2 separate regions of the Homo sapiens genome follow, and region 2 is linked to region 1. Evidence: chromatin contacts called from ENCODE Hi-C or POLR2A ChIA-PET data. All regions are on one chromosome and are shown on one strand. Each heading gives the region's core, a stretch centred on a gene start or an enhancer-like site at or near the end of the contact. The rest is flanking DNA. Distances are from core to core; before and after follow the strand shown.

Region 1 (3,613 bases), core at 969-3,468:
AGAGGGATTTCCAAACTGTAGACAATATTTTGGGGGACAGTGGTCCAGGCCCAAGGGAGGTGCATCTTTAAGTGCACCCCTACCCCAAGGGCTGGATCCAAAGCCCAGAATCTTTGGGCCTGGAAAAAGGGGAGGAGGAGAAAGCAAAGCCACCTGGAACTGACAGAGGGACAATACTGGGCTAGGACCCCAGCCCAGAACTTCGAAGCCTAAGGGAAAGGCAGGTGTCTCCCACTGTGAGGGCAAAGCTGAGGCGCACACCTGTCTCATCTGTGAAGATGTGTATGTGTGTTCCCTGGGAAGGTGTGGGGTGGGGGCAACAAAGATGATCTCTGCCAGTTCCTCACGAATCTGTCTGGTGCCCTGACAACCCCGGAAAACACTGCTCCCAACTCCTCTCTTGCCTGGTTTCCCAAAAGAGGTTTTTGGACACTTGCCCCAACACAACATTATATCTGGAATAAAGGAGTAATTGACACAAACATAAATATACACCAGATGAAACCAAGGGAGGAAGCAGGTAGCTCGTCCTGAGACCTGTCCCCTCAACTATGCATCTGGTGGCAGTGCAGCCTGGCTCACGGTGGACTTCACTCTTCTCCTCCCATTGCCATCGGCTTCCCAGGTTTCACGGCAACCTAGTCACCAAACACAGGCAATTCTGCGTTCTTAGGAGAAATGACAGGGGCCTGGGAGTAATAGTTTTAAACGACGCTAGAATTTTTTTTTATCATTAATTGTAAACGTGCAAAATACCTGCTGGTACTTCACTTTAGAAGAATGTAATTGGCAAAAGGAAAAAAAGGAAAAAAGAGGCGGCTGATGAATAGATAATAGATCTTTAACCACCAATAAACAGAGAGCAGCGCCAGCAGCCTGGGGATGTGATCATAATTATGCCGCCGCGCGAGCCAATGGGGACGAGGGAACTCGGTCCTAAAATCATCCCAAAACCGAAGGCGAGCTCGAAAATGCGGACACGGCCCGGGACCGGAGATGCGATCCGTAGTCGTTAGTTGCACTGGGTTTGCACAGCAACCACCACCCCCCCACCAACCCCGGGACAACAGATGGCATAATAATAATAATAGAAATAATAATAATAAAATAATATCATCTATAATAATAATAACATTGACCACACTGACAAAAATAATTACGACGGAACCTTAATAGTACAGTAGCACCATATCGGGCTCTCCCCTGACCTTGGACTGCCGGTCCCAGATATTCCAGAAGGAATTGTTTTGGGGAAGGAGGTGAGCACCCTCCCAGACAGAAAACGCTAGAGACCGTGGGGCGAGAGAGGGAGAGAGTTGGAAGCCCACTGCTCCGGCGGGGTCGGCAGCTCCCGGTCTCAACTCGCAAACGAACGAGCCGGGTCAAGAATCGCGAACGCACCGACCCTGGGACCTCGAGGCTAAGCGTGGTTGATGGGGTGGGAGGACCCCGTACCCCTCACTCCAGGATCCCTCCTGGCCTAGGAAACCGCTGGGAGTTTTGCTAAGTGTGGGGATTGGTATAACCGAACGGCGCCTTTAGCCCGGGAACCAGCCCCTGCCCGCTTACCCTCGCGGTGCTCTTGGGGCGATCCCAGTTCTCCCGACGCGGGGCCGCGTAAGGCAGCAGCGGCGGAGCGCTAGGCTAGAGGAATCTGTCTGTCCTTCTGTCCTACCAGCTTGGGCGAGGCAGGCTCGGGATTCAGGGGGCCGCAGCGGAGGCGGCGCCGGCCAGGGACTCTGCAGGGACCGGGGTGCCCCGGAGGGAGTGGTGCTGGTGGAGGAGGAGGCGGTGGCTGAGGGGGAGTAGGTGGGGAAAGAGGAGGAGGAAGAAGAGGAGGAGGAGGAAGAAGAGGAGGAGGAGGAGAAGAAGAAACTGGAGGAAGAGGAGGAGGCGAAGGAGGAGGAGAAGCCGCAGCGGGCGCCGCAGGAGCGAGTGAGCTGGGAGCGAGGGGCGAAGGCGCGGAGAAGCCCGGCCGCCCGGTGGGCGGCAGAAGGCTCAGCCGAGGCGGCGGCGCCGACTCCGTTCCACTCTCGGCCCGGATCCAGGCCTCCGGGTTCCCAGGCGCTCACCTCCCTCTGACGCACTTTAAAGAGTCTCCCCCCTTCCACCTCAGGGCGAGTAATAGCGACCAATCATCAAGCCATTTACCAGGCTTCGGAGGAAGCTGTTTATGTGATCCCCGCACTAATTAGGCTCATGAACTAACAAATCGTTTGCACAACTTGTGAAGAAGCGAACACTTCCATGGATTGTCCTTGGACTTAGGGCGCCCTGCCCGCCTTTTGCAGAGGAGAAAAAACTTTTTTTTTTTTTTGCCTCCCCCGAGAACTTTCCCCCCTTCTCCTCCCTGCCTCTAACTCCGATCCCCCCACGCCATCTCGCCAAAAAAAAAAAAAAAAAAAAAAAAGAAAAAAAAAGAAAAAAAAAGAAAAAAAATTACCCCAATCCACGCCTGCAAATTCTTCTGGAAGGATTTTCCCCCCTCTCTTCAGGTTGGGCGCGTTTGGTGCAAGATTCTCGGGATCCTCGGCTTTGCCTCTCCCTCTCCCTCCCCCCTCCTTTCCTTTTTCCTTTCCTTTCCTTTCTTTCTTCCTTTCCTTCCCCCCACCCCCACCCCCACCCCAAACAAACGAGTCCCCAATTCTCGTCCGTCCTCGCCGCGGGCAGCGGGCGGCGGAGGCAGCGTGCGGCGGTCGCCAGGAGCTGGGAGCCCAGGGCGCCCGCTCCTCGGCGCAGCATGTTCCAGCCGGCGCCCAAGCGCTGCTTCACCATCGAGTCGCTGGTGGCCAAGGACAGTCCCCTGCCCGCCTCGCGCTCCGAGGACCCCATCCGTCCCGCGGCACTCAGCTACGCTAACTCCAGCCCCATAAATCCGTTCCTCAACGGCTTCCACTCGGCCGCCGCCGCCGCCGCCGGTAGGGGCGTCTACTCCAACCCGGACTTGGTGTTCGCCGAGGCGGTCTCGCACCCGCCCAACCCCGCCGTGCCAGTGCACCCGGTGCCGCCGCCGCACGCCCTGGCCGCCCACCCCCTACCCTCCTCGCACTCGCCACACCCCCTATTCGCCTCGCAGCAGCGGGATCCGTCCACCTTCTACCCCTGGCTCATCCACCGCTACCGATATCTGGGTCATCGCTTCCAAGGTACGTGCCACGTCGCGGAACTGCAGCGCGCCGCTCCCGCCGCATCCTTCACTGCCCCCGGCCTGCTCCGGGTGGGCGCTTGGCAAGGCCTGGGCGGAGGTTCCTCCGGCTCGCGGGCCAGCGCGCCCTGTTGGGAAACTAGGCGGCGCGGGGCCGGGCGTGGTGTCGATCCCCAGTCTCCGAAGCTACGACTGGTTTGGAGTGATGGCCTGCGGGCCGCTTGACCCTTTGGGAAGGGGTGCGAACGGAGAAGTTGTCCCCCAGTGCGCTCGAATCAGAGCAGGCTGGGCTGTGCGTGCCCGGCGCCGCGGAGCCCAGAGCCCGCGGGATCCCCAGGCTCCTGGTACCCTCGGCAATGCCCCCAACCGTCCTGGCTCCGAGGGGCGCGGACAGGACTCGGCCGCCAGGCTTGCTTTCGACTGCGTTCGACCCTGTTCACCACCCACTTTGCGCCCCTTCAGTCCAGA
Region 2 (3,677 bases), core at 828-3,327, 67 kb after region 1:
TGAGCAGTTACCTTTCAAATGCAACTCCATTGGATTGGTGTTGGCCGCCACAGTCAGTGGATAAGGAGGCTGCCATTGATTGGCAGGGTCTGCCGTGGGTGCACGACATGAGCATGGTAAACACAAGCACTGTATTTACTGTCTGAGCTTCTATGTAATGATGGGCTGGAAGGTTCACACCGATTTAGTTTGGAGGAAGTTCCTAGTTGCACATCAGAGGAATTGATCCAGAAATCTCAGGGTACATCATTAACTTGCTCCCAGCCTCTCCCCCCATCCCATCTCCCTGCTTCACAGGAGCATTTCCTCCCTGTTCAGGGCCTCTGCTTGGGCTGGGAGAGGAAGCCCAGGGCACTCTAGCCTGTGGACCCTTCTCTTCCCATAGTGCCCTGCAGAGGTCTTTAATTATTTCTCCTCTGGGAGAAGGGGCTGTTCTGGGGCCAGGGGCTCTTATGGCCAGATGCTTCCTTCTTGTCTTCCATCCTGGACTGAGAGGGAAAGAAAACAAAAAACAAACAACAACAACAACAACAACAGAGAAGAGAACAGGGAGGAGGAGAGCCCTGAAGCAATTTGGATGTCTGAGTTGAGTCTTCTCTCCCGAATCAACAGCATCTTGGTTGATGAAGGGAAAAAGTCAGTGACCTGGAAAGCTGGGTTCAAGAGCCAGTTCTGACCCAGTAAGTCAGGGCCCTTGGCACCTCTGGGTTTAGTTTCCCCATCCCTAAAACAAAGGGTGAGCACTTTACATCCTTCTCCAGTGCAGTTGTTTGGAAGCAATGCTAGAATTAAGAATGAAATCCAGTAGTAACCCTTGGGGCTAGGTGTGGTGGCTCACGCCTGTAATCCAGCACTTTGGGAGGCTGAGGCGGGTGGATCACCTGAGGTCAGGAGTTTGAGACCAGCCTAGTTAACATGGTGAAACCCCGTCTGTATTAAAAATACAGAAATTAGCCAGGTGTGGTGGCGCGCACCTGTAATCCCGGCTACTCGGGAGGCTGAGGCAGGAGAATCACCTGAACCCAGTTGCAGTGAGCCGGGATCATGCCACTGCACTCCACCCTGGGCGGGCAACAGAGTGAGACTTTGTCTCAAAAAATAAATTAATTAATTTTAAAAATTAATAAAATAAAACAGCAGTAACCCTTGTGTCCTTCTCATGATGGCATCTCACACAGAGCAGGGAAAGTAGTTCTTCTATTCGCTCATACACATATGAAATCCCATGCAATTTTTTCAAGAACAAAGAGAGTTTGGATTCAGGGGGGCCGGATACAGTTGAACTCCATTTGCTTCACTCTCACAGAGCAGTAATTTATCTGGCCCCTTCCTTTTTTTTCTTCCAGTGATCATGAAACATGAGATCTAGTATCAACTTTGCTGGGTGACCTCAGGCAAGTTACTTGTCTTCTCTGTTACATTCTTCCTCTGCAAAGTGGAGATGAGATTATCCACGTTATTGGACGGCTGGCTGGGATGTTCAGATATGATAATGGCTTTGGAAACCATAAAGACACAGTCCCAGCACTTTGGGAGGCCAAGGTGGGTGGATCACCTGAGGTCAGGAGTTCAAGACCAGCCTGGCCAACATGGTAAAACCCTGCCTCTACTAAAAAAACAAAAATTAGCTGGGCATGGTGGTGCACCCCTGTAATCCCAGCTACTACGGAGGCTGAGACAGAATTGCTTGAACCCAGGAGGCAGAGGTTGCAGTGAGCTAAGACCGCACCACTGCACTCCAGCCTGGGCAACAGAGCAAGACTCTGTCTCAAAACAAAACAAATAAAAACAAAAACAAAACAAAACAAAACAAAACAAAAAGCTGATGCAGGGGACAGAGATGAGCTGTTTCTGAACTCTCACTCAAAACTGGCCTAAGAATGGGCCAGAAATTCCTTTAGGCCTGTTCATACTATGCCTTACACTTAGCAGACACGGAGCAAATATTTGTTGAATGATTAGAATCCCAGGGGCTTGTTTGAATATGAAACTCGACACAGCACTTGGGCTGTGCTACTTAATGTCCCGGCCTCAGGTCTCTGCTGGGGTAACTGGCAGGGAGGGTTGGAGCCAAGACACCAGGGCTGTGTGATGTGTGTGTGGGGCTGGAGACCTCGACTGTAATGCCAAAGCCACTTACTGGCCTGGAATGGGGCCAAATGTGAGCCAAGGTAGGAAGACAGACTTCTAGCAGTAGGCATAGGGGGTGGTGGTGGGAAGGCTGTGTTTTTCTGCTTGTGTCTTAGGAAATGTAGCTGTTTTCTCTCTTTTGGGAATAAATTACTGTGGCTTTATTGCTCTTACAGGAGTTTCTGGAAACTCTGACTGGATGAATCCCAAATACTGAATTCTTTTCTGAGTATCCAACTCCCCCAGATCCCCATTTGGAAGGAAAATGGGGTCAGCTTCTTTGCCTCTTCTATTCACCCTCCAAACAGGGTAACCACAGCATGATCTCTGAAGTTTTTTTTTTTCCCAAGGAATTCTACAGAGATGGCTGAGCCGTTTCTCCCAGACCCACAGCCACTCCCTGAGGGTGAAGGGCATTGCTTTGAAAGTCTTGTCACCTCCCTGATGAAGATGCTCAACCCTATCAGGACAGAGCTCAGGCTGGCAGAGGTCAACTCACCCCCTGTACTATTTTCCTTGCTCCTGAGAAACACATATGGATATTCATCAAAAGCTTCTATCCCCATGCAGATGCGTACAGCTTAGGAAGCATCGGGGATGCCATAGAGTCAATTAAATTAATCTCCCCCCTTCCCTATCTTAGAAAAATGTTCTGTGCAGCCAAACATCTGTAGCCCTGGATATTGTAATCTCCTTGTGTTTTGTTTTGCTCCAGACAAAATGGTGGAAAAGCCGAAATTTATGCCTTTGGAATCTGAGGCATTAACTGTTGTAAATCAGCCTTGGGTGCCCAAAGGTAACAATTACCGCTCTCATTAATAGATTTCCCCAGCCTCACTCTTAAAACAACTCTAGAAATGTCTCCGGGGACAGGGTGGGGGAAGTGTGCCTGGGGATCACTAACAGTCAAGCACCCTGGGCAGAGAGGGAGGCTGCACCCTTCTCCCCAGGGCCTTCCCAGTGGACATGAGAGAAAGCACACTTGGAGGCCTCCAGACAAGGGTAGGGGCTGTTTGCATGAGTAGACCTGAGTGAGAAGCAGGACTCCCAGGGCTGGGTGAAGCCCTTCTAGGCAGGGGATTAGAAGCACTGGGTCTAGCAGAGGAAGGGACTTGCGGGAGGGGGAGGGAACATCTGCATGTCTATTACCAAGTGGTGACTTCCTTCTCGTGGGAACAACAAGGCTGGATGGGATCTTGGGGTCATGGGGTCTACTCTGTTAGTACTCATAGGGGACAACGGGGGCCCAGGGACTTGCCCCGGGTCAAGCAGCAAGTCAGTGGCTGAGCTGGGCTCTAAGAAGGAAAACAGCAGACTGGCCCGATAGTGTTAATAGTGTTTCTCAAATGGCTTTGGGTCCCTGCGTCTCTCTTTGCTTGGAACGTAAACTGGATTGGAATCCAGGTAATGCTTTCTTCTGTTCTGTAGGTGGCATAAGGGTAACGATTTCAAGGCCAAATGGAAATGGTAGGTTATGGGGCTGCACTTTGCCGGGAGGCAGGGGCTGTTCCCCATCTGGGCATTTATTTGTACCTGAGTGTGGGCTA

The links. Hi-C counts contacts between places; a loop is a spot of excess contacts on that map. ChIA-PET counts read pairs that join two places held with the same protein, here RNA polymerase II (POLR2A). Pooled maps may share reads with other maps.
Region 2: a loop to region 1 is called in a map of Caco-2, with 5 times the contacts of the local background. The contact joins the enhancer-like site here to the promoter of EMX2 in region 1. A Hi-C loop is called at or near these places in 2 of 168 maps with a recorded cell type or tissue (Caco-2 and K562) and 3 of 50 pooled maps. POLR2A ChIA-PET finds 5 or more read pairs at or near these places in 1 of 52 experiments (WTC11).

The regions. Positions count from the first base shown.
Region 1 is chr10:117,540,528-117,544,140 of GRCh38, forward strand. It overlaps EMX2 (empty spiracles homeobox 2), which reads left to right and starts at 2,219. Exons shown (of 3, transcript NM_004098.4): 1 at 2,219-3,146. The coding sequence starts at 2,741. It also overlaps EMX2OS. RefSeq lists an enhancer at 3,434-3,613.
Region 2 is chr10:117,607,299-117,610,975 of GRCh38, forward strand. No RefSeq gene overlaps it. Among named protein-coding and RNA genes, the nearest start is that of EMX2, 66 kb to the left of the region's middle. Within about 2 kb of position 2,078, at least 8 of the 41 ENCODE cell types and tissues checked have a DNase peak (open chromatin) inside an H3K27ac peak, as active enhancers do.